Linked DNA regions of Mus musculus: region 2 is linked to region 1. Evidence: chromatin loops called from intact Hi-C (ENCODE). Cell type or tissue: left cerebral cortex. All regions are shown on one strand. Links, peaks and the distances in the headings refer to the core of each region. The heading gives the core; the rest is flanking DNA.

Evidence for each region. Peaks named below come from ENCODE experiments on the same cell type or tissue, not always from the same donor. Only the 100,000 strongest peaks of a DNase experiment are listed, where the experiment ranks them.
Region 2: a loop joins it to region 1, with 2.1 times the contacts of the local background. A loop is called at or near these places in 3 of 42 quality-filtered maps.

Annotation. Positions count from the first base shown.
Region 1 is chr13:111,896,824-111,912,371 of GRCm38, reverse strand. No RefSeq gene overlaps it. Among named protein-coding and RNA genes, the nearest start is that of Gm15326, 37 kb to the right of the region's middle. In left cerebral cortex, for the core only: no CTCF peak of the experiment used is centred there; a DNase peak (open chromatin) is centred at 7,306; H3K27ac peaks cover 447 bases.
Region 2 is chr13:112,175,132-112,190,679 of GRCm38, reverse strand. Gm41063 (a long non-coding RNA gene) reads right to left here and starts at 8,236. Exons shown (of 3, transcript XR_873963.2): 1 at 8,051-8,236; 2 at 5,391-5,451; 3 at 4,932-5,245. It overlaps Gm33849 (a long non-coding RNA gene), which reads right to left and starts at 4,504. Exons shown (of 3, transcript XR_382922.3): 1 at 4,334-4,504; 2 at 1,645-2,215. In left cerebral cortex, for the core only: no CTCF peak of the experiment used is centred there; a DNase peak (open chromatin) is centred at 6,557.

The sequences.
Region 1 (15,548 bases), core at 3,137-11,136:
GATAGAAAAATCTCAAATTGCCAAAAAAGGAGTTTCCTCAGCAAGATTATTTTTGTCAAGTTCCCCCCCCCCAACCGGAATTCACATTTTATTCAAAAGAAATGATAAACAACCCTTTCTGAGGTGTTATTTTTAGATGTTTTTAATTTGCCGTGTCTAATACACAACTTAAACTGTTTCCATGTAGGGCGTGACAGTGCCTGAAAACAAACACGTTCCTGTTCCCTTTAAGGTGGGTGGATCAAAGACTGTCTAGGCAGATAAGAGGGCTGCAGAAGCTGTGTGGTTCCGGCCTCTCAGACAAGGAAAGGGAAGGCTCTGGGAATCCTGGCCATGAAGAATTTCTTGCCTAATACACCAAAACGACTGTTGGTAAATGCTTCCTGAGGTTTGTTACATTTCACATCTCAGTCTTCAAAGCCCACAGAAGCAAAAGCTGCCCAGGCAAGGTTTTGAAACCCAAGTTGCATTTATTCTTGGCCAAGCGTAGCAGTCCAGCTCCTGGGATGAGGGTGGGGAGAGCCACACTGTTGAAATGACCGTGATTTCTCCATCACTCGAACTCCTTCGAGAAGAGGGTTTAAAAGCAACTTTCCAGCAGGGTGTGGTGATACGTGCCTGTAGTCCTAGCAGTTGGGAGGCAGAGGCAGTGGGATGGGTGCAAGTTCAAGGCCACCTTGGTCTACATAGTGAATTTCATGTCAGCCTAGAATTTGTTGCAATGCCCTGATTCACAAGATACCCCACACACATTCAAAAAAAATTAAAAAGGATTTTTAAAAAATATAAGTTTGAAATAAAACTCAAATGCTTTGTGTTTTTATAGCCAAGGCCTAAAGTACTCTAGACACTGAACTCTACCCTTTTCATTTGGTGGCAAACAGTTTACTGAGGTTGAGTGCCCCTTTTCACAGTGGTGGTAGCTGTCATCCATGACCAAGGTATTAAAGCATTCGCAAGAGCCAGATCACAGTTTCCCTAGCACAGAAGAGCATCAAAGTTGATTTCACATTCTTGCTTCTTTGCTTAGCGTTTATGAACGTGAGCTCATAAATCTGAGCCGACCTTGACTTCTCATAACACAACTGGAGATAACCATTCTGAGATCTTTGGTATGACCCCGGGGTGATCCACACCACCACCCACATCCCACATGGTGACCAGTCCCCAGGCTGCCTTCATGTCTGAGAAATAGCAATGAAAAGTTATCAGAGGTAAAAAACAAAGCTAAAAGAAAGAACTAAGGAAACTTTTTTGTTTTGTTTTAAACCTTTGCATTGCTGCACACAAAGCAGGTGTGTGGTTTGAATGAGAATGGCCTCCATGTTGAATTCTTGGTCCCCAGTGGGTGAAACTATTTGGGAAAGATTTGGAGGTATGGCCTTAAGGATTTCAAAATCTCAAGAAATTCCCAGCTAGCTCTCTGCTTCATGCTTCTGGATCAAGGTGGATCCTACTTTCGGATCTGAAACTCCCTTCTTCTTTTCCCTTCACTGAGTTGGTTTTTAACCTCCTTTCTCCTTCCCCTACCTCCACCAAAAACAAACAAAAACAATGTACAACTTTATGTTGTACATAAGTACAACTCATTGCCTATTTTTTTTTTTTTTGGTTTTGTTTTTCATTCAAACCAACGACTTTTTTTTTAACTTCAAGAGATGTATTTGCATAGGGAAGCTCACCCCCAATGACAGATAGAAACCAGTATCACTTTCTAGAATTATATCAGGTAAGCACACAGCCATCAAACTTTTAAAATCTGTATCTGTTAGGAAAAAAATAAATAAAAATAAGACAAAACAAAACATTCTGGGCTGGAAGAAGTCTTGAAAATTTGTGAACTCAAATGATGCATGACCCTAACCTCACTGGACACATAGTTCTGTAGAAAGTGGGGTGGGAACAAATTGAAAATTACAGGACCGATACAATATCGGGAGCTGGGGGAACATGAGAGCTCTTTATGACCATGAAACCGCATGCTTCTATAAAAACACCACTCTTCCAGGGAGATCTGTATTTATGTTGGTCCTCTCTCACGCTACCCTCTGTTGGTCACCCATAACTCTCCACAGCCTTTGTGTGTGAACACCCTCCAAGGAAAGAGCTGTCACCATAACCCTAGGACCTAACCCTTTTCAGGTGAGATGCCTATCAGCTTGGTCTCAGACCAAGGAACCAGAAGGGTCTGCTGTGGTATCAAGGTCTTTCCAAAATCCACACTAAAACCCTACTCCCAACCTCCACCAAGGTGACAGTACAGGGAAGTGGCTAGTTGGTCACTTTTAAGGCATGGAGGCAGAGCCTCCTAGAAGGTGCCCGCCCTCTGAGCAGGGCTCACTGGTACCCTTTGTGTCAACACTGTAGCCTCCAGATATACTCCTGTCCTTTATAAACAACCTAGGATTCTGCCTGGGCAGTTTCCTGTCAGCTCCTTAACATTTTAGTATCGTCAGTGTGGAAAATGCCCGTGAGGAATGGCATCCTCTTGCCTGTGTTCCAAAAAGCACAGATCCAAGTTAATAAAGCAAAAGCTACTCTTACTACCTCATTGTCAGAAAGAAAAATAGAGGCCTGGGGGGAAGGGGGGACTTTCTAGAGCTCACTGAGTTGTACATGGCAGAGTCAGAGCTAAAGCCCAGGTCTCTCACCCACCGTCCAGTTCTTAAGGTCAGGAGCTGATGAGAAGTTATCGGAGGACAGGGTAGTGCACATCTGAAATCTCAGCACTTGGCACGCTGAGGCAGGAGGATCCTGTGTTGGAGGCCATGTACATTATAAGTTTACAACCAGCTCAGGCTACATACCTGTCTGAGAAGGAAAAATAGCTTTCTGAGAACAAACAACTTCTTCCCCCTCCTGAGTCTCCTTCACAGCCCATAGACTGAAGACCTCCCCTGGAATTCATGTTGGAAACCTAATCTCAAAGTCACATGCTAATAGCAATTGGGACCTTTGGGAGGCAATGAAGGTGAAGTGAGGTCACCCTGTAGGTGCCACCACACCAGGCCCTGGTTCTGTGACAGAACTTCCTGGGACCTCCGTTTACAGTCCTGGGGCCTCCTGTGAAAATAATTCCTTTGCTTTCGTGGTCAGGGAAAGGGGGTTTGAAAGCCACTCTTGTTTCACTTGCCTGTGTTCTTTTAGACAAAAAAAAAAAAAAAAAAAAAAAAAATCAGAGAAGAAGAAAGTTAAAATATATTGCCTTTTGAAGAAAGAAGGCAAGAAGTGCATAACACTAGATTTAACATAATTAAAAGAGAAATGGAAATTTTCAGGCAAGTCCAAAATATCGATCCCTCAGTGACACCCAGATATTTGATTTTATGATTGACTTTAAATTCATTATAGAAACCACAGACAAGGAAACTGATGGCAGAAATCTCCATTTACACTTGGCGTTATGTCTTAAAGGTGAGCTAAAGATAGAAATTTCTCATTTTTTTTTCTTGCTCTTAAGCATCAGGAGCCTCTTCAGATCACAGCAGAGGAACCTCTCTGGGACCTCGGGACTTGCCTTTCCCAAGTGTTTTCAGGTTCAACTCAGAGCAGCAGCAAAACCCTGCCTGCCTGTGTGCATCAAACTCACTCTTGGTGGGGGGGGGGGGGAGGGAAGGGGGGTGCTTTCCAGCCTCCTCAGCAGGGCTCCTGGGCTGGACCCCACCGAGCAAGCAGGTTTTATGTTGTCTATTTATTTTTTTTTTTCTTAGCTTAATTGTGTCTCTTTATTTGAAGATAAAAGATTTCCCCTCTCAAAATCAGACTTTCTGGCAGCCTGCGCAAAGACCTGGGTGGATGAGATGTGGGGTTTAGAGCAGAAGAGAGCTCTGTGCAGATATGGTGGCTCCAGCTGGGAATGCTGGGACCACTGAGGAAGACGTTGTCGTTCCACACCTTGCGTGCCAACAACTCAGACACACCCAGCTTTCACACTTCAGAAACGAGCAAAAGAGAAGTGTATGTCACTATAGAGCGGCTTTCAAGTTTACCATATTTGCTTTTATTTTGGCGGTCTCCAACTCATTCTCTTCCCACTTGTCTGTGAGTTCTCATCAGAGATAACTCACACTCAAGATTCCTGGGATATGAGGAAACAAACCTAAAGCTCATTGTCAAATGTAATGAGACTTCGGCAAATATTCAAATAGGCAACTAATGACGATACATAATATATCTGTTTCCCTGGCCTTCTTAAAGAGTAGAAAACTAACTCAAACTTTGTACATGTACTTTATCCGCAGTTGAGTTCTGAATCTGTTTGTGCCTGCTTACCCCTCCTGCTAAAGTTAAATTTCACTTACTCATTAGCTGCCATACTGGTTTTTAAACTATGATAGATATTTAAACAAAATCACCTAGAGAGAATATTAAAATTCAGAGTCCAGGACCCCACCCTCCAGAAGTCCAATGGGGTTAGATTTCCAGTTTCCCCCAGAGGGTGCTCAGCTGCAGGTCTCAGGACCACACTCAGAGAGCTGCCCTACACCACAGGGCAGGGCCCTGCTTATAAATGATGGACTACTCTGCTTGCTGTCTTGAGGTCAAGAGCTTTGAACACATCTTAGGGAAATGGCAGCTTCTTTACATACTCTTAATGTTACAGCAGTTGCTGGTTTCCTAGCAATACTAGGATAACGAGGAAAACTCTACAAACACCTGTTTCAGTGAATTGCTACCAACAATAAATGAAAACACTGAATCCATATAGTAAGGGGCTTGGATGATGCTGGTATTGCTATTACACATCCTTTCCAACTACATCAGTTCAAAGCCAGGGTCTTCCTTTTATTTCTCCCTTAGGACCCCACCGTCTCGTAAGCTGTGCCACATATGTAATGGATACTTGAATAAATGTTCCCTGAAGGAACAGATGAAGACACAACTGAATGCATATTCAAATGTCACAGAATCAAATAGGGCGTGCAGGCTTAGACTACAAGTTATAAAGGTCTTTTAAACCCAGCACAAAGCCACATTAAAATTTGGTCATTTCTACCTATCCTAAATCAGATAGGGGACTAATATCCAATATATATAAAGAACTCAAGAAGGCAGACTCCAGAAAATCAAATAACCCCATTAAAAAATGGGGCTCAGAGCTAAACAAAGAATTCTCACCTGAGGAATACCGAATGGCAGAGAAGCACCTGAAAAAATGTTCAACATCCTTAATTATCAGGGAAATGCAAATCAAAACAACCCTGAGATTCCACCTCACACCAGTCAGAATGGCTAAGATCAAAAATTCAGGTGACAACAGATGCTGGTGAGGATGTGGAGAAAGAGGAACACTCCTCCATTGTTGGTGGGATTGCAAGCTTGTACAACCACTCTGGAAATCAGTCTGGCGGTTCCTCAGAAAACTGGATATAGTACTACCGGAGGATCCTGCAATACCTTTCCTGGGCATATATCCAGAAGATGTTCCAACCGGTAAGAAGGACACATGCTCCACTATGCTCATAGCAGCCTTATTTATAATAGCCAGAAGCTGGAAAGAACCCAGATGCCCCTCAACAGAGAAATGGATACAGAAAATGTGGTACATTTACACAATGGAGTACTACTCAGCTATTAAAAAGAATGAATTTATGAAATTCCTGGGCAAATGGATGGACCTGGAGGGCATCATCCTGAGTGAGGTAACCCAATCACAAAGGAACTCACACAATATGTACTCACTGATAAGTGGATATTAGCCCAGAAACTTAGGATACCCAAGATATAAGATACAATTTGCTAAACGCATGAAACTCAAGAAAAATGAAGACCAAAGTGTGGACACTTTGCCCCTTCTTAGAACTGGGAACAAAACACCCATGGAAGGAGTTACAGAGACAAAGTTTGGAGCTGTGTCGAAAGGGTGGACCATCTAGAGCCTGCCATATCCAGGGTTCCATCCCATAATCAGCTTCCAAATGCTGACACCATTGCATACACTAGCAAGATTTTGCTGAAAGGACCCAGATAGAGCTCTCTCTATGCCAGGGCCTAGCAAACACAGAAGTGGATGCTCACAGTCAGCTATTGAATGGATCACAGGGCCCCCAATGGAGGAGGTAGAGAAAGTACCCAAGGAGCTAAAGGGATCTGCAACCCTGTAGGTGGAACAACAATATGAACTAACCAGTACCCCGGAGCTCTTGACTCTAGCTACATATGTATCAAAAGATGGCCTAGTCGGCCATCACTGGAAAGAAAGGCCCATTGGACTTGCAAACTTTATATGCCTCAGTACAGGGGAACGCCAGGGCCAAAAAGTGGGAGTGGGTGGGTAGGGGAGTGGGTGGGAGGGTATGGGGGACTTTTGGGATAGCATTGGAAATGTAAATGAGGAAAATACCTAATAAAAAGTATTAAAAAAAATTGGTCATTTCTCTCTCAGAGTCTAAACTCAGAGATGATTGGCAAAAATGGTAATTCCCCCATGTAGTGCTAATAGGTAGCCTTTATGCATACTTATTAGATCCCAGGTACTATTTCCTGTATCCTGTGTCTATAAAAACCTAGAATAGCGTCTGTGTTAATGTTAAACCTCGGATTGATACAACAGTCAGAAAATTGTATATGACTGTCCCGATGGCGAATCAAAAAAAATGGTGACTTCTGCGCACAAAAGTATTTTCTCTCAGGAAAGAAGGAAGAAAGAAAAGGAGGGAGGAAGGCAGAGAGGGAGGGGAGGAAACCTTCCAGTAGGCAGGTCAAGGCTTGGCGCTTGCATGACTCAGCAAAGTTTGTCAGGCCTAAGGTCTCTTCTACCTCTGTGCCACAAGCTCGACTGACACAGGGTTTCTCTGCAAATTGGCCTGGAATCCAGCAGTATTACACCCGAGTGCTGCCTGCCCTCTTATCTGTTCTACGGCCAGAGTAGAGAAACTGAGCAGCAAAGACAACATCAGCCCACCTCCACCCCCTCAGTCTAAGAAGTCTTCCTGGAAGTCCCACAGAACACTCTAATCAGCCAGAGCTTGGTCACAAGGCCACGCCGGGCTCAAGAGAAATGTGAGCTTTGAGCTGATCTCCTGGCCGCCCCAGAAATCAGCTTCTGTTAGTTAGAAAGAGGGGAGAGACTTAGCTGTCTCTAAGAGCTGGGTCCCAGCTCCTGGGCCGTCTTCATTCTCTGCTCCCTGGTGAACGGCGGACCCCAAGTTAGGCATTTGTTAAGCCAGCTCCTGGGAGTGTACGCTTCAACTCCTCCGTTTTTCCTATCACATACTCTGTTGGGGTAAAACAAGGAATTTCAGCACGGCTCAGCTTTGGAGAAAGCAGCTGGGCTGGCAGCAGGGCCACACGCTGAGCAGATGCTTAGTGTAAAATTGGATCTCGCACGCTGTGAGGATGCTGGCGGTAGCGTTAAAAATAAACGTCTCCCCACACTCTCTGCGTGGTGATTATAGTATTCAGCCCTCAGAGCAAGGGGGTGGTGAGCAAGCAGAGGAGAATGAGTTCAGGGTGACACCTCCTTCAAGGGACTCCGGTGGCATGCTCTCTTCTGCTGCTCTTTCTTGTTTCCAAGCTGGAACACCGCTGTCATTTTTACCTAGCTTTCCTAAGCTAAATACTAAAGCGTGTGTGTGCGAGTCTCCAGCGACAGCTTTCCCAATGGGCATGCTCCAAGCCATCAGCTAACCTGGGTCTGCTCTTTCTCCCATCCCAGAGACTCAGAAACAAAAAACTCCTAAAAAAAAAAAAAAAAAAAAAAAAAGCCGGGCATGGTGGTGCACGCCTTTAATCCCAGCACTCAGGAGGCAGAGGCAGGCGGATTTCTGAGTTCGAGGCCAGCCTGGTCTACAAAGTGAGTTCCAGGACAGCCAGGGCTATACAGAAAAACCCTGCCTCGGAGGAAAAAAAAAAAAAAAAGCTTGGAAAGGACCGAGTTCTGAAGCGATTGGATCTGTGTGTCCTTTGTGTCCATAGACAGTTTCCCAGCAAGGTTTCAGGTTATGCGGTTAAGCTTTTGGTTTGGTTTGGTTTTTTATTTTTCAAGATAGGGTTTCTCTGTATAGCCCTGGCTGACCTGGAACTCACTCTGTAGACCAGGATGGCCTCGAACTCAGAAATCCACCTGCCTCTGCCTCCCGAGTGCTGGGACAGCTTTTGTAATTACAACAGAGAGACAGTCACCTTTAGAATGGGTAGCTGCAGCGCCCGAACACTGGGCTGTATGGAAACCGGTGGCATTGCCTGGAGCCTCACATTGCCTGGGAGCCTGGGTAAGGGTGGGGTGTGAGGGGTTAGTTGTGCAAAACTGGGTTCTGTTGGAGGGAGACAGCCAGTCTTCAGAAAGGCAGGACATTATACCTGTGTGAAACTGATTTCTTGCCTCCCCCCACCCCGCCCCCCCGCAAGGAAACTCCACAGGAACACTTCCAATTCAGCTGATGGAAAAAGTCGCTGTTGAGTGAATTTACTCGAGGAGCTGTAAGGGAGTAGGATTGATAGTGCAGGGCCATTTGTAGGAGTCAGAGAGAAAAGACACAGGCTGTATTAACTATAGGGTGAATCGACTCAGAGGTTTAAACTGTTCTGTGATTCCCCTTTATGGAATTTAGTGGAGCAGAAGAAATTGGGGGCTGGGGAGGGGGGCTATCTTAATCCAGCCACTGGGCACTCTGGAGTCTGTTGGCCCCTGTCTGACAGGTTCTCCTGTCTTCATAAAACAGGAACTCTTTTCAACTTCAAAGAGTTGGTTTGGGGGTTTTTGTTTGTTTACTGTTTTTGTTTTTAGACAAGCTCTTACATTTCCCAGGCTAGCCTCAAATGACTTTGGACTTCCGATCCCCCTGCCTCCACCTCCTTCAGTACTGGAATTACAGGAATGTCCCAGGAGACTCTAAGTCCTAGGGATCAAGCTCAGGGCTTTATGCATTTGAAGCAAGCCACCTGCCGAGACACATCCCCAGCCCTGGGAATGATCTTTACATTTGAGTTTCACATATAATGACATCCTCTCTAATAAACACCAATTTTAAAAGTGTCCCATTATGATAAGAAGTCACCTTTCAAACTGAGCCTCGGGTAGCAGAAGGGCTATACAGGTGTGATTCAGATCAACCTATGTTAATGGCGTCCTCCTCGTTACGTGGCCTGGACGGAATTGTGTCGAAATGACAATGAAAGGTTTGATTTTGGGACAGTCGAGATAGCTTAGTCCACGGGAGACACGGAAAACATACCACAAAGATGGAGGAGACAGGCCACAATACAAGCAAGCAGGCAGTATGTACCTATATGGTTGCTTCTCTTCGCTCTTGCCTGTGGATGTGGTATGACTAGCAGCCCGAGTTCCTGCCTTAACTCTCCTCAGTAATGGACCGTAACCTAGAATTCTAAGACAGATAAGGCCCTGCACAGCCTATGCTGCCGTTTAATCGAGTATCTATTAAACAATAACAGAACAGAGAAGAACAAGACTGTGTAGCCAACACCTTTGCTTGTGAGAATTAAGGATTATCACACAGGAAAGTCAAGATACCCCTGAAACCTACCCATTGTCTTTCAAAGCTCTGCTCTACTCCTTCCAAAAAATCTATAATGGCTGAATAGAGGGAAATAATAATAATAATAATAATAATAATAATAATAATAATAATAAGCAGAGGAGGTAAGGGTTCAGGGGCAGAAAGGACCCACAAAAGGTTCAGGCAGCCCACTCTAGATTTAAAAAAGAATTTCACGATTACATGCTACCTTAGAGATGCACATATTTGGAACTCTTATTCTACTGTATATTTATATTTGTTCTATCTTAATCGGGTAGCATGTATACATGTGTGTGTCTGTGTCAGTGTCGTGTGTGTGTGTGTGTGTGTGTGTGTGTGTGTGTGTGTGTGTGTGTGCACATACCCATGTCTATGTCTATGTGTGTGTGTAAGCGGGAGGTTACCTTCAGGATCATTTCTCAAGTCCCTTGTTTTGTTTGGAGCTATGGTCTCCCATCCGCCTGGAACCTGACAAAACAGGATGGGCTAAGCAGCGACCCCCAGGGTTCTGCCTGTCTCTGAGGCCTTCTCAGCACTGGGATTATAAACTAGCACGACCACTCCCAGATATCTTATGTGGATTCTAGGGGACTGAACTGGGTACTCCAGGCTTATAAGAGAATAATTTTATCAGCCAAACGATCAAAGCAGTCCAGGACCCCAGTTTTGAAAATTGAGTTAAAGGGACTCTCAATTGTTATGAAGACTAGGAAAAAATGAACTCGGGGCGGCAGTTGGGGACCCAGAAATCCTGCACAGCCTTATAGCCTGCACCTGAGGCACAGTCATTATGATATATAATATGACTAAAATACGTACTGCAAATAGAAGTAAGCATGCATTGCAAAATAGCATTTAAGTGTCAAAGTTTCATTTCATAACTTTTGTAGTCCTCTTTGTAAGATGTTGTGAACATCTGGAGGGGAAAGCACAGTCCAAGAAAACTGGGGGCGGTTAAGATCCAAGAATAAAGTTATTGTCACTGAACACAAGTGAGTGGCTCTTTGGAACAAGCTTTCCTTTGCTGTATAATAACTCATTATTCGCTAAGGGTAGAGTACAACGTTGCTGTTATGGAACACATCGAATAGATGACTCCCGGAGTTGGTGTCTGCATGCTTCCAGCCATAAGCGGTTACAGATGCGTTCTTAGGGTTCTGTAGATTGCATGCCGAAAAGAAATGACTTGCCTTGTCTTTCACTCTTTGTACACTTGCAGGCGTTTGAAGCTTATGAATGCCTGGCTCCCCTACAACAGACTTTGACCTACAGGCCTGTGTATTTATACTGCACCTGAATCTTGACCCAATCTAAGCCACAGGATGAACTTGGTACATATTTCTCCCAATCGTTCATCACTTTTGCAAATGGCTGACATGAGTCCACGGTATTTCTCTCTCATCCCCGTGCATGTTATAGTCCGTGCATGCTCCATTCCATGTATTTCTATTCTGTGCTTGCTCTGCTCCATGCATGTTCTACCCCATCCATGTTCCTCCCATGCATGCCCCATTCTCATGCATGTTCTAGTCCATGAGTTGTGCATTATGTGCCTGCCTCATTTCCTGCACTCTCTATTCAGAGCATGTTCTTATTGAGTGCATGCCCATGCATCTCTCAGCTCGTGGAATGTTCTAGCTCAAGGCCTTGTTTCCCAAGGCTTCTTTTGATATGCCATCCAGGAGAAAACTTCTTTCCAGCAAGAAAGAGAAGCAGCCATGGAATCGGATATTCTCTCCAAGTTCCTACAACAGAGATGCCAAGATCTATATACTTGAACGAAAGACTTCTAGAAACAAATCCAGACATAAGCTGACAGTGGATTTCAAAGGGGTCCAGAATTGACCTTGTACTCACTTCAGGTTGCTGAGGAGACAACATCCTTAAGTTATGGGAGGAGGCAACTGATTGGCCAGCAATCTTCAAACGCCTGTCCTCAGTCTCTCCTAAGGAAAAGGCCCCTCCGCTTTCCCTCCTGTTCTAGCTTTGTCCTGTCCTCTGAAAATACTGATTCTGGATCTAGGGGACGGTTCCATGGGTGAAGTATGATAGCACAAGCAAAGGAGCCTGAGTCCAGATCTCCAGAACCCACATCAAGCTGGACACTGGGCATGGTGGCATGGATAAGCAGATAAAGACGCTGGCTACAAAGTCTGACCTGACATTTATCTCCAGGACTCACAGGGGAGAAGGACAAAATCTACTCCTGCAAGTTGCTCTGATTTTCATTCATATACTATGGCATGCTCATATACACACACAGAATAAATAAATAAATAAATAAATAAATAAATAAATAAATAAATAAAATGTGATTTTTGAAAGGGTCACAGTAGTGTGTACCTGTAATCCCAACTCTCCTATGACAAGACAAAAGGTGGGGATGGGAGAGTCCCCGGAAGCTTGCTGGCCAGTTACCCTAGCATACACAGCAGTAAACCACACGAGACCTTGCCTCAAACAAGATAGAAGCTAAGAAATGACATTTTTGTATGCACACATACATACATATACATAACCACACACACACACACACACACACACACACACAATCACTAAACCACTTGCTCAGATGCCCCATTCGGTCATTACTCTGTCTCTTCTTCATGGTAAGCCATTCCACAGTTTGATGATCAAAGCATGCTACTGGTGAAGTTAAGGTTCATGGATAGCTATATGGGATCATTGTGTGTCACAACATGTGATGTCTGTGTATGTAAGATATATATATATATATATATATACACACACATACACATATACACACACATACACATACACACACACACACACATACACATACACATACATATACATATATATGGGGGTTGAGTGGGTGTGGGTATACATATACATACACACACACACATAAAGTTATATAAGTCCATGTAAAATGCCATTATGCTTTCTGGGTCAGAACAATAATCACATGACCACTTCTGCATCAGTCACTGGATGGATTTATATAACTGAGTCAGACAATCATAAGCACTTACTAAAACTGAGCCTGCTGCTGTCTAATTAAAACTAAGTTTCTTATTGTCAAAGAAGACATGAGAATAGCAGCTGTGTACATAAACAGTGTCTTGTATAAGCATCGTTGCTTACCGTGCGTTTGATATGAGGCAGCAGAGGGAAAGGAACAAATGGAAGTGTTTGCCTTCAAGTCCCTCTTCCTGGCATATTAGCGTAGCTCTGCCAGGCCTTGCTAGGTAAGGAAACCCTGGTCTGTGAGCCTGCTTCCATGTCCACTCTCTCCCATGACCTTACTCACTCTTCCAAATGTGTTTGCCCCCCATTGCCTGGGCTGTGCCCCTGTGTCATGTCCTAGAGCTCTAGACTCTGTTTTACTTCTCTACCTTCAGTAGCGAACAGGTTTAACAGCAAAGCCAGCAATGTAAAGTCCCATGTTTAGAAGCTCCCCGGTGTCCAGAGGCAGCTCTTATTTATATCCTCCTTGGTTCTGAGAGCCTACCACTTTCACAAAATTCTACTAGTTTCCACACAACAATGATATGAAGTACAGGGTGCGGATATAGAAGAGACTGGACAATTTATCCAAAACTATCAGCTTAGACCATGGAAGCAGCTTCTTGTGAGCCCTCCTGACTCCCAGCTTCATCCGTGGATGTTCATCCCCATCAATGTTATTGATGAATTGTTCTGTGTGAGTTCTTCATACAGCTAACAGCCGACCTGGTTGAACAAGGCAGAGCTGGGATTCAGTGAGAAAATATTGAACAAATTTGGCAGTTCCTTTCCTCTTCTCGAGAATAGAGAGCAGAGATAGTTGATCCCTGTCAAGCTTAAAGGAAGGGGACCCTTGGGAAGACAGATCACTGGCACTTCATCTTCTTGTCCCTTTTAAGCCACACACTACATAAGAGTCTGTGAACTAAGCAAAACCAGACAGTTGGCCGATCTTACGTAGCTTGTACCTCAGAAATAGCTTGATGAACGGCTTTTCTACAAAACATTGGACTCTTCAGTTCCCCATAAGATTGGAGCTCTCTGGGAGAAAGATTTTTAAAAGTCACTAAGCCGTCTGAAGTGGGCCCAAAGGAAACCTGTTCTCCCCACTTGCCTCTCCAGCGCCATTTTGCCCTTGTCAGTTTCCACTCTGAAACCAGCAGAGGCTGTCTGTGAGAAGATGTGGCCTAAAGGAGTGGTCCTTGCTGGTTTCTGCACGTGGAAAGAATTCAGCCTAGAGAGGAAGGTGTAGAGCGCTGTTTCTTTCTTTGGCGCATCCTTGTTTCTTGTTGCTCTTGTTGAGCTATGGATACTTAGGTTTTTAAATGGGATCAATGCAAGTCTGAATCCTTTCTCCAGATATTTCTCTACCTGCAAGGAGGAGGTTTCAAAAAAGCCAAACCAGCTGTCTAAGCCATGCCACTGAAGCCCGTAGCTCCCTGGCTCTGGCTCCCAGGAGATAGCAGATGTGTATTCATGGATATAACCATATAAACAACCCAAAAAGCTACAAAGAAGTAAGGCAGGTGGTCTCGGAGAGAGACTGGAGCTTCTCAGATGGCCCAAAGGGCTATGTAAAATAAATAAGAACAATATAGTAATTTTTGCCTACATTTGCTTTCATTAAGACACCAACACACACACACACTACTACCATCAACAACTATAACAACACCCTCACAGGATCATTTGAAAATGTGTGACATAACATCATTATGTATATAATATAAAGTATGTCCATGAAAGTGAAGATATGGAAGTCTTCCCAATTCTCCCCATGTTTCCTCCCTGTGAGATCTATTGTTGATAGACTAGAGACTTGCCTGTACAGTTCCTTTTATGTAAACACAACACATTCATGTCTCCACCTCCTTTCCTTACATCTTCCCTGGTATCACCTGCATCCCACACTTCTATAATTAGCACAAAGGCCTGTAGCTACCTCATACCACTAAGCATAAAGGAAAAAACAAATATTAACCCAGCATTGCCCCAAGCTTGGTGCTTAAAAATAACAAATAAATAACTTGATATCTCAACCCGAAATTATGACTGCTAGTGCAACAAGAACCTCCCAGAATCTTTATGACTCTAGAAAATTCCAAGAAAGCCATCAGCCAACTGTTACTGAAGACTGTTAAAAAAACATCTTGCATAAGACCTCTGGGTCTTAGTCACTCACAACTTTTAACCATAATTCTATGATGTGCACAATTGTGGCTATGTTCTTAACAGTTATAAGATGGATACAGATATACTTTTTAGTTTTTTTGGAGGGGTTGATTGGTTGGTCTTTATATGGTTGGTTGAGTTTTTTTTTGTTTTTGTTTTGTAGTGCTGGGATTCAAATCCAGGTCTTTGTGAACACTCCTCCACTGGGCCACAGCACTAAGCCATGGTCCTAACCACAGGGGTGTGTGTGTGTGTGTGTGTGTGTGTGTGTGTGTGTGTGTGTGTTGTATATATGTGTGTGTTATGTGTGCGTGTATGTGTGTTATGTGTGTGTGTGTGTGTGTGTGTGTTGTATATATGTATGTGTTATGTGTGCGTGTGTGTGTGTTATGTGTGTGTGTGTTGTATGTGTGGTATGGGGGGGTGTTGTATGTATGTGTGTGTTATGTGTGTGTGGGTGTTGTATGTATGTGTGTGTGTGTTGTATGTGTGGTGTGGGGGGGTTGGGGTGCGAAGTATTGAACATATTGGGACTATTGAAGCAATTAAGAGAGCTGAAGCTCTACTGGGCTGCTAAACTGCTGTGAAGTCCACACCTTGATTTCTAAACCCACTAACCTGTACCTTGATTTAGAGGTCGATTGCCAATGCAATCCTACACTCCATCTCCTCGGCCTCCTCCCATGCCTGTACAGTGATGGTGCTGATGCACATCTTGTACTGGAAAGCAATATCCCCTCACTCATTACCTCTCTGCACCCCACCTGTAGCGGCCAATCCTGGCTGTCGAGTTGATGGGATCTGGAATCAAGTAAGAGATAAGGAGCCAGTATGTCTGGGAGAGGTATAACTGAGGTGGGGAGACCAACCTGACCTGGACATTCCAGGGGTTCAAATCCCAGACTGAATAAAAGGGAGTATGCA
Region 2 (15,548 bases), core at 3,324-11,323, 280 kb before region 1:
TCAATGGGAGGAGAGGCCCTTGGTCCTGTGAAGGCTCTCTGCCCCAGTGTAGGGGAATGCCAGGGCCAGGAAGCAGGAGTGGGTAGGTTGGTGAGCAGGGAGAGGGGAGAGGGGATAGGGGGTTTTCAGAAAGGGAAACCAGGAAAGGGGATAACATCTGAAATGTAAATAAAGAATATATCTAATAAAAAAGTTTAGAGAGAGAGAGAGAAAAGAAAGAGAGAAGGAGAAGCAATGTTATAAGGGACCTTCATTGATTTCTCTGCCCTTTGGGATATAGGGACTATAGTAGCTTAGGGAGAGACCAGGCCAGGATTTGGAAGATGTATAGCCAGGAAGTTATCCATGAAATGAAATGTCAAACTAAACGGTTCCCTTCCACCCTGATGTATTATTGTCTCAGGAAGCCTGCTTCAACTCGGTGTCTAGGTGATCCTCGTCCCACCCAGTGCAATCCCACTCACACGGCAGGGGCCATTCAGGTCTGATGTAGGTTAAAGGTATTTACCACAAGTATTGGCCATGGCCCTTATGGGCTGCAGCTTCCTGCAGTTACGATGGATACTGTCCAGCTGCACAAGTCAGGGAGGAGGCACGGGAGCAAATGAGGGATGGAGAGTAATTCAGAAATAAGACGGACCATTTTACTCAGTTTTGTTTCAGCCCCTAGAAGTACTCCCAGGGTAGAGATGAGACCTTTGAGCAATGTGCCGTGTGTTTATTCTACTTGTATCAAAGAGACTTTCATCTCCCCGGGGCAAATTATTAACACATTCCTCCAAAGATGGGAGGGTGGGGGACTGGCCTTGGAGAAAAAAAAAATCAACCTTGCAGTAAAGAGCTGCTTCAGATGCAAACGTGACAGACACGGACATAAAAGCCCCCACTTCTAAGAGCAGTGGTTGGCTGAACACCAAGGTCTTTGTGCCCAGGGAAGCATATCTGGGTGGTTTCTTGTCTGGAAGCTGACCCTTCCGTGCCCAGGAATTTTCCACTAGAAAGCTGATGGTGTTGGAGGTGGGTAGCTCTGTGGGCACCCACAGTCAGTCACCCTCAACCTTAGCAGGTGACTACATAGAATATTGGCTGACTGAAACTCTAGGTTTCAGGCTGTATTTTTTTTTTTGGTCTTTCAAGTGTTTTTGGTTGAGTAGAGAAGGGAGAGAGCAGGAGGGTGAGCAGGTGGGGTACTGAGGGAATGGAAGGTGGGGGTGGGGGAGAGGCAAACCAACCACACTTAGATGTAGTTAAGACTTAGATACGGTCAAGGGTAGCTAACAGACATGACATAAGCAGAACACCATTTGGCCTTCACTAATGGATCCCTCCCCAAGGCCAGAGCTTACGGGAATTGTTTCCAAACAGATTGTGCAGTTTTCTAAAGTGCACTCACTTGATTTACAAGGTCCGTACTATGCCCGGGCACCTCCTCTGAGCTATAGCTCAATGAACTATACGCAGGAAAGAGCCTGGCACAAGAAGGTACACGGGGGAGGATTGACTGTGGGCCCCAGGCTCAGACATCATTTGTGTCTGCCTTTTTAATAATCTGTCCGAGTGACACCAAAACATACAAAGACTCACATTCAGTGACTGTGACCATCTAGATTGGGGAGCAGCCGTGAGCATATTGTTTGTCATTACCTTGAGAGAGAAACTAAGAATACAACTGGGATTTGAAAAGCTTCCTGCAGCAGTGGCTCCTTCTGCAGCAACAGTCCGAAACTCGGGCGGGCGCTCTCTTCTGTTCACTGAAGCTGAGAGCTTGGCTGTGGTGTGAGGATCCGTGTCATCCTTATGTCAAGAGGATGTTACCGGCATCCCACGGTTCCACCAGCTTCAAATACAAGTTAACTTAAACTTTGGTTAACGGTGCAAGAATCTTTTTTTCATGTTGCTTCAAGTCAGGGACACGATTCCTTTAGTATCTCTCGGGTGCCGATCATTCTAAAATGTACAGGAAGCTCCAAACACATGATTATTGATGGAAGCAGGTGACAGAAACTGGCTGGGCAGTTTCAGGGTAAAGAGCCCGGAGAGTAAACAGTCTTACGAGGCTAAAAGCCAGAAATGTCCCGAGGCTGTTGGAAGTTCTGTCCTTGACAACGGCTAGGGATGCCAGAAATATTTCAACCAAAATGTCTTTGGTTGTGCCCTGGCTGGAAGCCAGGATGCCAGGCAGGAGGTTTCTGGTTTCTCCTTATCTCGGTTTCTCCTGGAAGCAATATGCAAGCATAAGGCCAGAGCTGAGAGGAGGGCCCTAGACAACCCATGGCTGTGTCGCTGAGCTGCCCAGCTCATAGCCTTCCCTATGTGTCACGGAGTTTCCACTAAATGTCTATAAAAAGCCCCATCTCCCAGGACTTGTTCCTGCTTTGTAGGAGCTCTGCTTGCTTTCTTGTAAGTTCTAAGAACTGGGAACTTTCTTTCCAAACTCATCAGTCCATGGATCTGTCCTTTGAATCTGAGAGACAAGAATCCAGAGGCCCCTGACTCTGGGGAAGTTGGGTCAGACCACAGTGTCAGTCGCCCTAACTCCTGAGTTAAAAACAGCTCAGGTAGGTTATTCAAGGCAGAAAGCATGTTCCATTGACTGTGTTTAAAGTTTCTAGTGCTGCCCTCTTTTAGAATAGGCACTCACATATTCGCTAAATTAAAAGATGAAGCTTTCTCTTTCTACTACCTCCAAAAGAGAAAGTTACTTTGAGATTATCTTCCATTGAAAGCAGCCCCATTAATATCATATCCACCACCCCCCCCCCCCCCCCCCGGCTTAGAAGTGAGTGCCTTCATATGTGTAGCTGGAGACACAAACTTCAACACACATTAGCTATGTGACACACCCACACCACCGACGGCGTGAGCTTCATGGATGGATATCATATTAACCCAAGCGCGAGTTCACAGAACTGGCACCAGTGACTTTTCTGAGTCGCGCTGAACAATTCTAAGCTCTGCCTATGGTCGTGAATTTAAGTCTTGATTTGAAAATCAATCTCTGTTACATTTCTGGTTAGGGGTGGGGGTGGGGGATGGGGAAAGTCTTATAATAGGATGATTTAATTCAAATAATCCATTTCAGAGATGAGGAGAAATTCAAGTGAGGATACATTGGAGAGTGATCTCACATTTGTGTTATTTTAACGACTCCCTCTCCCTCTGCTCTGCCTGCTGGCACCATATGTAGTTGGAGGGAAAACATCACCATGCGAGATTTGAAGTCATTCTAATTTCTATTTCTAGCTGCACTGCCATGAGGCATGCAAAAGACAGACAACTTCCTGGCAGGCAGTTTTGTCAGCAGCAGAAAGGGAAAACAGAAATACAGCGTGGGGTGGGGGAGGTTCTTTGGAAAAAAACCATGCTGTGGCTCTAACTAAGAAAGAGGATCTGTTTAGTCCCATCTCCACTAATGTTCCCATTGGGTTAAACACCAGAAATCAAGGGCAGAAACTAGGGATAATAGAGTTCTTCTAAGAATCACTGCTCTTTGCTTTTGCGTACTATCTGAGTCTGGGGTCTTCCTTTCAGTGATTTTCAGACCCTAAAAATGACGTGCTCTGTTCCAAGGACATATATGAGTGAAAACGGTGACTGCAGCCACTCCTCTATGGAAGATGTAAGAAAATATAACAGAGTTCATTTTTTTTTCTAAATGATTTTTAATAATCTGAAGGTCAAATCTGACTTTTTGTTAGCATGTTATTTCCCATCTCTTTGGCTACTGTGCCGGCTGGTTTTACGTCAACTTGACACAAGCTAGAGTCTTTGGAGAGGAGGGAGCCTCAGTTGAGAAAATGCTTGCATACTGTAGGTCTGAGCACAAGCTGGTAGAGCATTGTCTTATTTAGTAATTTATGTGCAAAGACCCAGCCCATTGTGAGTGGTGCCATCCCTGGGCCCAGGTTCTATAAGGAAGAAAATATGCTGAGCAAGCCACGAGGAGCAAGCCAGTCAGCAGCACCGTCCATCAGTGGCCTCTGCACCAGCTCCTGTCTCCAGGTTCTGGCCCTGTTTGAGTTCCTGTCCTGACTTCCTTCAGTGATGAACAGTAATGTGGAAGTATAAACTGAATAAACCCGTTTCTTCCCCAAGCTGCTTTTAGTCATGGTGTTTCATCACAGCATCGCCCTAAACTGAGACAGGCACCGAATGAAGCCAGTGTTAAAGATGAACATGTTTTTCTTTGTCAGCTTCAACACCCTGCTCTGTTCGATGTCTGAAGTGCAGTGAAACTGGCGTCATACTCACGAGCAGTCTTTGAGAAGAGGCTGAAGTGTGGAGGAACCTAGCTTCAATCACAGCATGTCATGTACAAGAAGACCACACTTACCTGGGGATGCCAGCTTCACTTGTGTGGCTCTGAACTCTCCCTTTGGTGATCTCTTGACAGTTCTAGCTGATGCTTCCTTCCACTGATGTTTCACATGCCCTGGCCTGTAGGAAGGCAGTGAGTGACTATGGCATCAGGTACCTGCCAGCTCAAGCTGCTATATAACAAATGACCATTGGCTGGGCAGACCTCTCACAGCTCTGAAGGCTGGGACTTCCAGCCACAGCCTTCTGATGAATTGCAGGTGGCTAGTACAAGTCCCCACATGGCAGGAGAGGAGAGGAGAGGGGGGGGGGGGGCGGATTTTCCAATACTTTCCCATCAGGTGTCAGGATTCTAGTAAGTGAACTGAAGGGCACACTATTAGCGTAGCACATCACACTTGCGCGTGATCCCCACCTACAATTGTAAACGGCTACAGAGGCTGCTGGTGTGTTTGTACCAACAGTACTTCTCTGACTATCACCTCTTTCGAATGGCTATCGCCCTTGCTCGGAGTGCTCCCGCCCAGCTGTTCCACTGACCGCTTCATGTGTTTTCATTGCTCCAAGTCTCAATGTAAAATCACTGTATTTGTGTGGGGGGGTGCTAGACAGGTTAGGGGCTGTTGTTAGCAATTTATTTTTAGTTCTAGAGAAATATTAGAACTATTGGTGAGAGGGGTCTAAAATTCCTACTCACAGCCTGACCCTAGGTGAAATAGAATCCCTGAGACAAGACTGGGCATCGGTGCTTTGCAAGTATCTCTGGTGATCTCGATGTGCAGGCAGCATTTATCAGCTCTATCCTGGACATGAGACACTGCAGTCACCAGGGCAAATGTTGGGTCTCCAGTTCTCTTCATCAGAGGATCATGCTATTAAGAAGAGACGGCTATTCACAAGAAAATGTCCATCTGAAATTCTCACTGGACTGGAAGAGAGAAAACCTCCCAGTAAGCCGCCCCTCCCCCTCCCCTTCCTCCCCCGCCCCCGCCCCCTTCCTCCACTGATGATTCGCTCTAACCAGGTCTGACTCCGGTCTGAGCGGCTGTGATCCCGTCTGTCTGCCATCTTACCCCAGCACTTGCTTAAGCTGTTCGGCTTCCTGTCTCTGTCCACTTCAGGCAATGCTGGGCCCTAAAGACAAAGGGCTCTGGTTAAAATGTAATTCAGGGGTGAACGAGCTGGCTCAGGGGGTAAGGACACATGCCATTTCCGTCTCCTCGTTCATCCTCAAAGGACTGTTTCAGGGCCTCTGCATTTGCTTCTACCTAGAATACTTTGTCCCTACGTATTCGCCCAACTCCCTTCTTCTCTTGGAGATTTCCTGAAGGTTTCTTTTGGAGATTTCCACTTTCCTGGTCTGATCTACCTTGACAACTTTAATTAAAATGGGCAAGTCTCCACCATCCATTGTAGTATATATTTTATTTGTTGTGTTTAATTTCTACCTCTCCCAAATACAATTTGGCCAGTCAGGGGAGAGACTTTTATTTGGCTTTTTTTTTTCTCTTGCATCCTCATCAGAAGGCTCTTGGAGTCACCTCTGGACCAGACCGATGAAGACGACTGAAGCAGCAGGGTCTTCCCCCCTCAGCTTACAATGGCCACTGACTTCTTAAGCCCACTGTTTCTAGAAGCAGCACAGCTTCAGAGCACGTCCCAGCCACTCTCTGTATAACTGGTCATGGACTGGAAAGCATCCGTCATGGCGGGATGGTGTGCTTCATTGGCAGCAAGTCCACAACACCTCTTTCCCGGGTTTCCAGCACACTGATGTGGGCAGCACTTGGCATTCACATGACGGCTTTCCTCCATGGGCGGTCCTAGCTGAGAGGTGGGATTTGACATTGTGAACATCCATGACAGAGACGTCAGTCAATCCTTCTGTACGTTGAAAGTATTCTTAAATCTATGTGTCTGCAACGTGAAGCACAGTGATTATAATGAAAAGTGTGTAGATATCAAAGTTGCTCTTCTTAAAAAGTTATATGTTCTAGTTTCCTGCTTCTTGCTTAAAAGACCGCGTGGGATGAAGAAAGCAGACAAACTAGAATGGTTTACCCAAGATCCTGAGGGAAGGAGACTTGACATGAATCCTGTTGAGAGAATCAGAAGCCCAGGATATAAACCCAGCCCGTTGGAGCAGCCAGCCAGCCATTCTGAGGGCAAAGAATGCCCATCGCAGACGGTGTGATGCACGCCCACAAAGCACTGTACAGCTGTCTTAGGCTAACTTTGGAATTGAGGAAATGGAAACGCCAATGGGGTAGGAGCTGGGCAGCAAGACAGGGAGCGTCTGCAAACCTCCTGGCCAGAGTAGAGGCATCCTGATGCTTAGGGAAGCTTCGGGTCTACAATGGCGTCTGGGAAGAGCTGAGGAAACCATGCTAAACTGCAGAAAGTACAGACCCATCCACTGAGGGCTCCGTGTCTCTTCTGTAGTTGGAGCTGTCCAGCCATACCGTGGGTCAAGTGAGGAGGGGCCGGTGATGATTGCTGCAGCTCTGCTGTGGGGAAGCCAAGGATGGACTGGGTGGAGACTCTCCCAAAGTGAGAGTTGATTATATCTATGCTACTGCTGAAGCTGGGCAGGACCTTAGGACCTGAGGCCCTATGGGCTGAAGGAGGTGTGTTAAAGAACACTGACTCCGATAACAACCCTCTTCTAAAATATTTTGGACACCACCATTAATTCTCACACAGGAGCGTTCTTGAGTTTCTATTTTTGGTGACCTTCAGCCAACATCAAACTCCCCCATTTCTACACAATTGCCTCTTGGCTTGACTTACAGTCCAAAACAGTTGAGGTGGAGGGTGGAAGCTCACTTCACAGGGACTAATTTTCTGTGTTTACAGCTCCCTTCTTGCCCCCCCCCCCTGGCTTGCTTCCCTGATACCACAACACATTGTTTTATCCTGTGGTCTCTACCAATCAGGGGATAATGATAATGATGTTGCAGCCTTACAAACGGCAGTCAAAAACTTAATTGGGAGTGTCTGCACTGGTCCAAGTCTCAGCTCACTACTCCCTTTTACAGGCCAATGGTGCTGAGAGCCCAGAGACATGACAAAGCTGGACATGGAGGCAGACATTTGATTCCAGCACTTGAGAGGCCAAGAAAGGAGGGGTATCAATGAGTTCAAAGCAAGTCTGGATTACATAGCAAGACTCTAAGAAAAGGATAGAAGGAGGGACAAGGAGCAGGGACTTGAGGCTTGCCCTGACTGTCAAAGCAAGCCTGTGCAAGCTTGTGATAAACACACATCTATCAATCTCATAGGCTTGTGGTGTTCCTTAGTGACAACAGCCTCTGAAATGGATTTGGATAAAGCTTATCTTTATCTACAAAGATACTGCATCCACGGAACGTGGCTTTGAAGCTGCAACCGTGGTAGCAGGTTCATGTATCTTATAACAAAGGTCTAGGAATCAGACAGCTCCTCAGTAGGCCGATAGGGGAAGGATACTCTAGGAAGATCAATGTACTTTTAATGTAAACATTTAAGATTCTTTCCCTCTTCAAGATAAAGGCACAAAAGCCAAGAGCAGAGAAGTGAGTGGATGTGGGTTGAGGCTGTAACTCGAAGCCCCCCGTGACATACTTTCAACTGTGTGGCGCCACCTCTTAAAGGGTCCATAACATCCCCAAACAGCACCACCAACCGGTGACTAAGCATTCAGATGTGTGTGGCTATGGGGGAAAGTTCTCATACAGGGTCTGTTTCAGCTTACAGTTTCAGAGGAATGAGTGTGCACCATTGTGGGTAAGTTGAGGCAACAGTCAAGGAAAGCTCCGAGGAAGGAACAAGAGCTGGCCGATCACGGTTGATTCACACACAGAGAGTGAGTACCGGAAGTAGGACAAAGGCTAGAGCCCCTCAAAGCCCCGCTTCCAGTGACGAACTTCCTCCAGCTAGGCTCCACCTCCTAAACTTCCATGACCGCCACCAAACAACACCCACAACTCTGAACCAAGTGTTCGCATGCGCAAGCCTATGAGGGACGTTTCTCCTTCAAATACCCATATAACCAAGGCAGTGGGATGCAGGCACAAGGAAAGCCAAATGACCAGAATGGAGAGGAAAGAAACAGACCTTAGCGTTTATATCACAGGTTCAAGCCCGTCCATCTAGATACCTGGATTGCTTTGAGTGCTTGGCTACTACATATACAAATCTCTTATTCACGTGTTATGTGAACATGTTTCATGTGAATAAGTTCATATGAACGGAATGGCTTTATCCTGTGGTATCTTAATGCTTTGCTCTCTCACAAAAGCTACCATTTTAGCCACCTTATGTCAGCATTTATCTCTATTCATGTGTGTTAACATTGCTGTGAAGCAGTTTGAAAACCCTTTGCACATTGCTAGCTTAAAATCTGATACCTGCAAAACAGTTCTCCTCGTCATCCTCTTTCCAACCATTGGTAGCCAACATTCTACTTTCTGTCCCAATATCAGCCTATTTAGAAAACTCACATAAATGAGATTTTGTGTGTGTGTGTGTGTGTGTGTGAGTGATTTCCCTTCGCAAAGTCCCCAAGGTTCTGATATACAGTATCAGGAAGGCCAGGGCTTCGCTTCTTCTGAATACTAAATAATATTTCAATGGATGTGCGAATTTAATTTAAACTTTTTTTTTTTAAAGATTCGTTTAGTGTTATTTTATGTGTTCCGGTGCATTGCTTCCGTGTATGTCTGTGCAGTGTGTACATGTAGCACATAGCTAGGCCACAAGAGGACTTCCGAATAGCCTTTGAAACTGGAATTACAGCCATCTGCGAGCTGTTGTGTGAGCCTAGAAATTGAACCCAGGCCCCCCTGAAATAGCAGCTAGTTCTCTTAACTGCTGAGCCATCTCTCCAGCCCCATCGTTTAATCTTTTATTCGCTGATGGAAATAAGGGTTACCTTGTAGCTGCTGGCTTCTGTGTTAAGAATTTGAGTGTATCAGTATTTCTTAATAAAAGTTCAACTTTTCCAGAAATTGCCGACCTTATTCATGAAGTGGTTGGAACACCTTACTAATACTATAAGGAGTATCAGTTGTCCATTTTTATTCAGTTTGTTTTAATAACTTTTGGCCATCCTAATAAGTATATCTTTAATTCTCACTACCCTAGACACAAAAGATATTGAATGTCTTTTCTCATCTAATTCCTTTGAGATGCAAGGACCGGGCTGAGTGGACACTCTCCCAGAGACCAAGCTGCTTGTGTTGCTGCTTCCGTTGGAGCTGCTGTGGACCTGAGGGGCTGAGGGTGGGCGGGCTCCTTCTTCACACTGACAATCATAATGACCTTCTCGCTAGATGTAGGCTGCGTTGTGTATTTACATCTCTGTGCATTCTTGAGGTTAATTTGCATATTTTTCTTTTGAGCTCAGGAACTGTTGCCAGTTGCTATATTCTTGATTCATGTCCTTTATCAGAGATAAGACACGAGGTATGATTTCAAATATTTTCTTTTGCTCTGTAAGTTTTCTTTCTAATGGTTACTTAAAGAAGCAGATTAGTTTTGTTGATGCTCAAGTTACTTTTTTTTCTTTTATGAACAGTATGTTTGGTGTCATATCTAGGACATTGTTGTTTTAACACAAGGTCATAAAGAATTCTCTTGCATTCTTTTGTAGGCTTCTGGTGCCTACAGGTGATCTCAACTTTATGTCTATAATTCATTTGAGTCAATTTTAGTATTTTATGCAAGATATGGGTCAGAGTTCATAGTTTTGTACATCAGCATTTAACTACTCTAGCATACATCGTTGAAAATAAATATTTTGGCCACAGAATTGTTTTGACCAGAAGTCAGTTACCCACGTGTCTATAAATCTATCTCTAAGCTTACTTGTTCTGGTCTAGTCTAGTCTAGTCTAGTCTAGTCTAGTCTAGTGTAATCTATTTTCTTACTTTTATACAATGGCCAGATTATCTTAGTTACTGTACTTTTATGTCTTAAAATTCAGCACCATTGGTCATTTATTGCTCTTTCTTTTCAAAGTTTCTAAAACTTAGATTGTATAAATTCATGTCGGAAAAAAGCTGAGATCCTTGGTTCACCAACATGGTAACACATCCCACTGAGGCTGAGACCTTGGCATGGATGCTACCAAGCCTCTAGTCATTTGGATTTGGCTGCTGAAGGTCATAGAGCTAGCTGATAGAAAATGGGGCACAGATAGCAGGTGGCCCTGCCAGAGCAGCTGAAAGAGATGACTTTCAGTTGACAGTAGATGGTACATCATGAATTCATGGTGGCAGCCCAGAGAATGCTTGGTGGCAGCCCAGAGTACCTGTCAGTTCCAGGGCAGGCAGAAGAGATTACTGAAGGTTCTGTTTTCAGGTATGGTCATTTCAAACAACACCATCAATGCTTCAACAAGGATGGAAAAGCTGTACTGAAAGACTGGCAGAGAAGATCCAAAGTATTTGCGTTGGTGTGCATAGAGGGAGGGTTTGGAGGGAACAGATACATTTGAACCCCGAGACAACCTGATTCAAGACTATCAAGGGTGAATATTATGTTGAATAGATTGTTTGAATAGATCATGGGATGTCAGCCAACAAATTTCTAATTCCTCCTATTTTTGAAATTCAATTGATTAGGATATGTTGGTAATGTTAGTTTTCATATTAAGAAATATTAAGGAAAAGTGATTGTTACTTCCTGTTATTTTTGTTGTTAGAGGTGGAATTATGTTTGTGTGGGTTTGTTGAAAGATTACTTTCTTGCTTTTTCTAGGGTATAGTTTCACTCCTTGTGTTGGTATTTTCCATCTATTATCCTTTGTAGGGCTGGGTTTGTGGAAAGATATTGTGTAAATTTGGTTTTGTCATGGAATATCTTGTTTTCTCCATCTATGGTAATTGAGAGTTTTGCTGGGTATAGTCTCCTGGGCTGGCATTTGTGTTCTCTTAGGGTCTGTATGACATCTTCCCAGGATCTTCTAGCTTTCATAGTCTCTGGTGAGAAGTCTGGTGTAATTCTGATAGGCCTGCCTTTATATGTTACTTTATCTTTTTCCCTTACTGCTTTTAAAATTCTTTTTTTGTTTAATGCATTTGGTATTTTGATTATTATGTAATGGGAGGAATTTCTTTTCTGGTCTAGTCTATTTGGAGTTCTGTAGGCTTTTTGTATGCTCATGGGCACCTTTTTCTTTAGGTTAGGGAAGTTTTCTTCTATAACTTTGTTGAAGATATTTACTGGCCCTTTAAGTTGGGAATCTTCATGCTCTCTTATACCTATTATCCTTAGGTTTGGTCTTCTCATTGTGTCCTGGATTTCTTGGATGTTTTGGGTTAGGAACATTTTGCTTTGTGCATTTTCTTTGATTGTTGTGTCAATGTTTTCTTTGGTATCTTCTGCACCTGAGATTCTCTCTTCTGTCTCTTGTATTCTGTTGGTGATGCTTGCATCTGTGACTCCTGATCTCTCTCCTAGGTTTCCTAACTCCAGGGTTGTCTCCCTTTGTGATTTCTTTATTGTTTCTACTTTCATTTTTAGATTCTGGATGGTATTGTTAGTTTCCTTCACCTGTTTGTTTGTGATTTCCAGTAATTCTTTAAGGGATTTTTGTGTTTCCTCTTTAAGGGCTTCTAGCTGTTTACCTGTGTTCTCCTGTATTTCTTTAAGGGAGTTATTTATGTCCTTCTTAAAGTCCTTTATCATCATCATGAGAAGTGACTTTTAGATCTGAATCTTGCTTTTCCAGTGTGATGGTGTATCCAGGACTTGCTATGATGGGAGAATTGGGTTCTGATGATGCCAAGTAACCTTGGTTTCTGTTGCTTATGTTCTTACACTTGCCTCCTGCTGTCTGGTTATCTCTAGTGCTCCTTGCCCTGCCTATATCTGACTGAAGCTAATCTTTCCTGTGTTCCTGGTTGTGTCAGAACTCCTCAGAGTTCAGCTGTCTCTGTGATCCTGTGATTCTGGGATCCTGTGATCCTGAGACCCTGGGTGTGTCAGAGCTCCTGGGAATCAAGCTACCTCTGGGTCCCTGAGATCCTGGTGTGACCAAGCTCCTGGGGTGCTGTAATCCTTGGTGTGTTAGAGCACCTGGGAATGGAGCTTCCTCTGGGTGTTGTGGGACTGGCTTCAGAGTTTGCACCCAAGATCTGCTCAGGGCACTGACCCAAACAGACCAGAAGGAATCAGTAGGTCTGGCGGAGTTCCTGCGTGCCTGGGCTCTGCTGCTCCCTGTGTTGGGACAGATATTGTGTCCTCCTCCCCTCTGATCCTATGATCCTGGGAGTTAGAGCACCTGGGAGTGGAGCTTTCTCTGGGTCGTGGGACTGGCTGCGAAATTTGTACCCAAGATCTGCTCAACTAAAGGATGTTTTCCAAAAAATGTCTTGGTCTATCTAGTTTTGACTATCAACTTGATACAACCTAGAGCTGAGAGAGAGAGAGAGAGAGAGAGAGAGAGAGAGAGAGAGAGAGAGAGAGAGAAGTTGCCCAGATCAGTTTGGCCTGTGGACAGGTCTGTGGTGGATTGTTAACGTATGTAGGAGTGTCTAGCCTACTGTGGGCAGTACCATTCCCTGGGCAGGTTGTCTTAGGCTGTATAAGAAAGCTAGCTGAGAATAAACTTGCCTAGGAGTCACCTAGCAGGCAGCATCTTCCATGGTTCCTGTTATACCTCTCTGACTACAAAGGAGTTTTTGGGCAAAGATGATATTGTGTGGAATAATAAGCAGGCTTTCCTTCAAGTTTCTGCTTGAGTTCTTGCTTTGACATCTCTCAAAGATAGACTATAGCTTTAAGTTGCAATAAGCCCTATCTCCTTTTAAGTTTCTTTTGGTTGTATTTGTCACATAAGCAGAATGAAACCATTATACATCTTAACCACAGGGTGCTAGAAAACAAAATGCATTGAGGTAGTCTTATGAATGCCATTGGCACAATGATTTCCCAACCAAAGACTTAGAGAACAAACAGAAACCTCCACTCTAGGCACCACTGGCTTTTGAAAACTGCTAAAACCAGGACTGGAATCTTCAAGTAGGTCTGTGGTGTTAACTTTGTGTTGATTTCAGAAGTGATGGAAATTCATGTTTCTGGCATCACTGAGCTGGCAGAACATCTAATAATGGGATACTATTTAGTATTTAAAAATGAACTATTAATCTGTGAAAGATATGGTGGAAGTTTTTGAGACAAGTCTTTTTATGTAGCCTGGGTTGGTGTAGAACTTGCTATGTAGCCCAGGTTAGTTTTGAACAAAAGTCCTCCCACCTCAGCCTTTGAGTGATGAGATTGCAAAGGCATGCATGAGGGAAGCTTAAATTCATATAACTAAATATAAAATAATCCGAAGAAATGAGAAGTACAATTGTATTGGGACAACAGTTTGGAAACAAGCAGACATTCAGTTGTGATGGGACAAAAATCTGGAAAGGGCAAAAATGTGGAAACAGTAAGGTTAACAGTCACCAGCAGCTGGAGGAAGGGAAAAATGGAGTAAAAGAATTTTAAGGACATTGCTTTGTTCCCTAGGGTATCATAGAAAGTGATCTATGTCCTTATACATTCTCCAAAAATCCATGGAACATACAAAACCTTAACACCATCCATGGACTTTAGTGATGCTGGTGTATCCACGAAAGTCGACTGAAGGAAACAATGTAGAACTCTGGTGCCAGATTTTTTTTTTAATTTAAAATGTTATGGTATGATGTTTTGCCCACATGTATGCTCATGTACCATGGATACACCTGGTGCCTGTGGAGGTTGGAAGACATCAGATTGCCCTGGAACTGGAGTTACAAATATTGTATGCTGTTATGGGGATGCTGGGAATAGAACCTTAGGCCTCTGTGAAAGCAGTCAGGGCTCTTTACTGCTGAACCATCTCCCAGGCCCAGAATGTTTATCCCAGACGCTTCCTCTCTAGCTCCCAAGGAATAAAACCCATCCTCAGGGAGGATGTCACATGATGTCACACGCACTCTATGGCTCAGTGGCCCTTATGCTATTTCAGTCAGAGAGCACACTAGATTCTAGGTCCTGTAGCTATAGACTCCATTCTTGTGGTCACATGTACTTTGCAACAGAGTTTCTAGGTAGCCATGCCTTAAGCTTTAGTGTGCACCTGGAATGGGAATGATAGTTGTCTGGAAACTTTTTCCCAAATTGCACTGTGTTTTAAATGTGCTGACAATGAAAGCATCAGACTCCCCAAGTCTGATCAAGGTTGATGAAGTTTTTATTCTCACCTCACCTCTGTTCACTTCCCTGACTGGACACCTGCAGGTTCCCTGCATGAATAGCAAAAGGACCAAGTCACAGCCAACACAGCAGATTGAATCTGATGAAAGTTTTTTAAGCCTTTTATTTATGTTTGTGAATTTCCCATCATGCACCCCAACCCCACTCATCTCCCCATCCTCCCTCTGCAATCTCACCCAAAAGAAAACAAACAAACAAACAAACTGACAAACAAACCTTGCTGTGGAAGCAACAGAGTGTCAGGAAGTACAAGCCCTCGGCCCAAACAGCTTTCTCTTGCAGATTGCATTGAGTCTTTGATTTGGTTTGAAGCCACTGGCTTTTGCTACACTATGAATACTGGATTCCTACCAGAGCTCCTTTTGGGTATCCTGGAACCCTGTGTCATGGAGATCCTGCAGCTTTGGATCTACAGGACCAGCCAGCCCCTTCTTCATGAGTTCCAGCAGTTCACAGATGGGGTAGATATTGGGATGGCCCAACTCAAAGCCCTGGATCTAGTAGTAGCTAAGTTGACCAGCTTGACACCTCTCCCATACCCATACTACCAAGGCCAGCTTTCCCAAATGCTGCAGCTGGCAAGGGGTGGAGCCAGCTCTGTTACACACCATTGGCAGCAAAAAAATGGGTTGGGGGTATCAGTTATGTCTTCTCAGCCAGCTCTTCCACAATGCACAGGTGGGGGGGGGGCAGGGCCAGCTCTCTTGCGGGGGGGGGGGGAGCCAGTTCTACACAACCTTTGGACGTTAAAGTGGTCCCAGGGGGCAACCTGAACCAGGGGCACCCCATGACCTTTGATGGTAACATGGGTCACTGCCATCATACAGACCTCCACTGCTGCAGGGACACTGACCCAGAAGTGGCTCTTGGCAGCAGCACAGGCCAGGGCCTCACTGTGGCCTCAGGTGGCATCAAAGGCCACTCACGTTAGGCTGTTCCTCACCACTCTTGAGTCTCCCAGTCCACCTCTCTTCCTTGGGCAATGCTGTTCTGCTTCT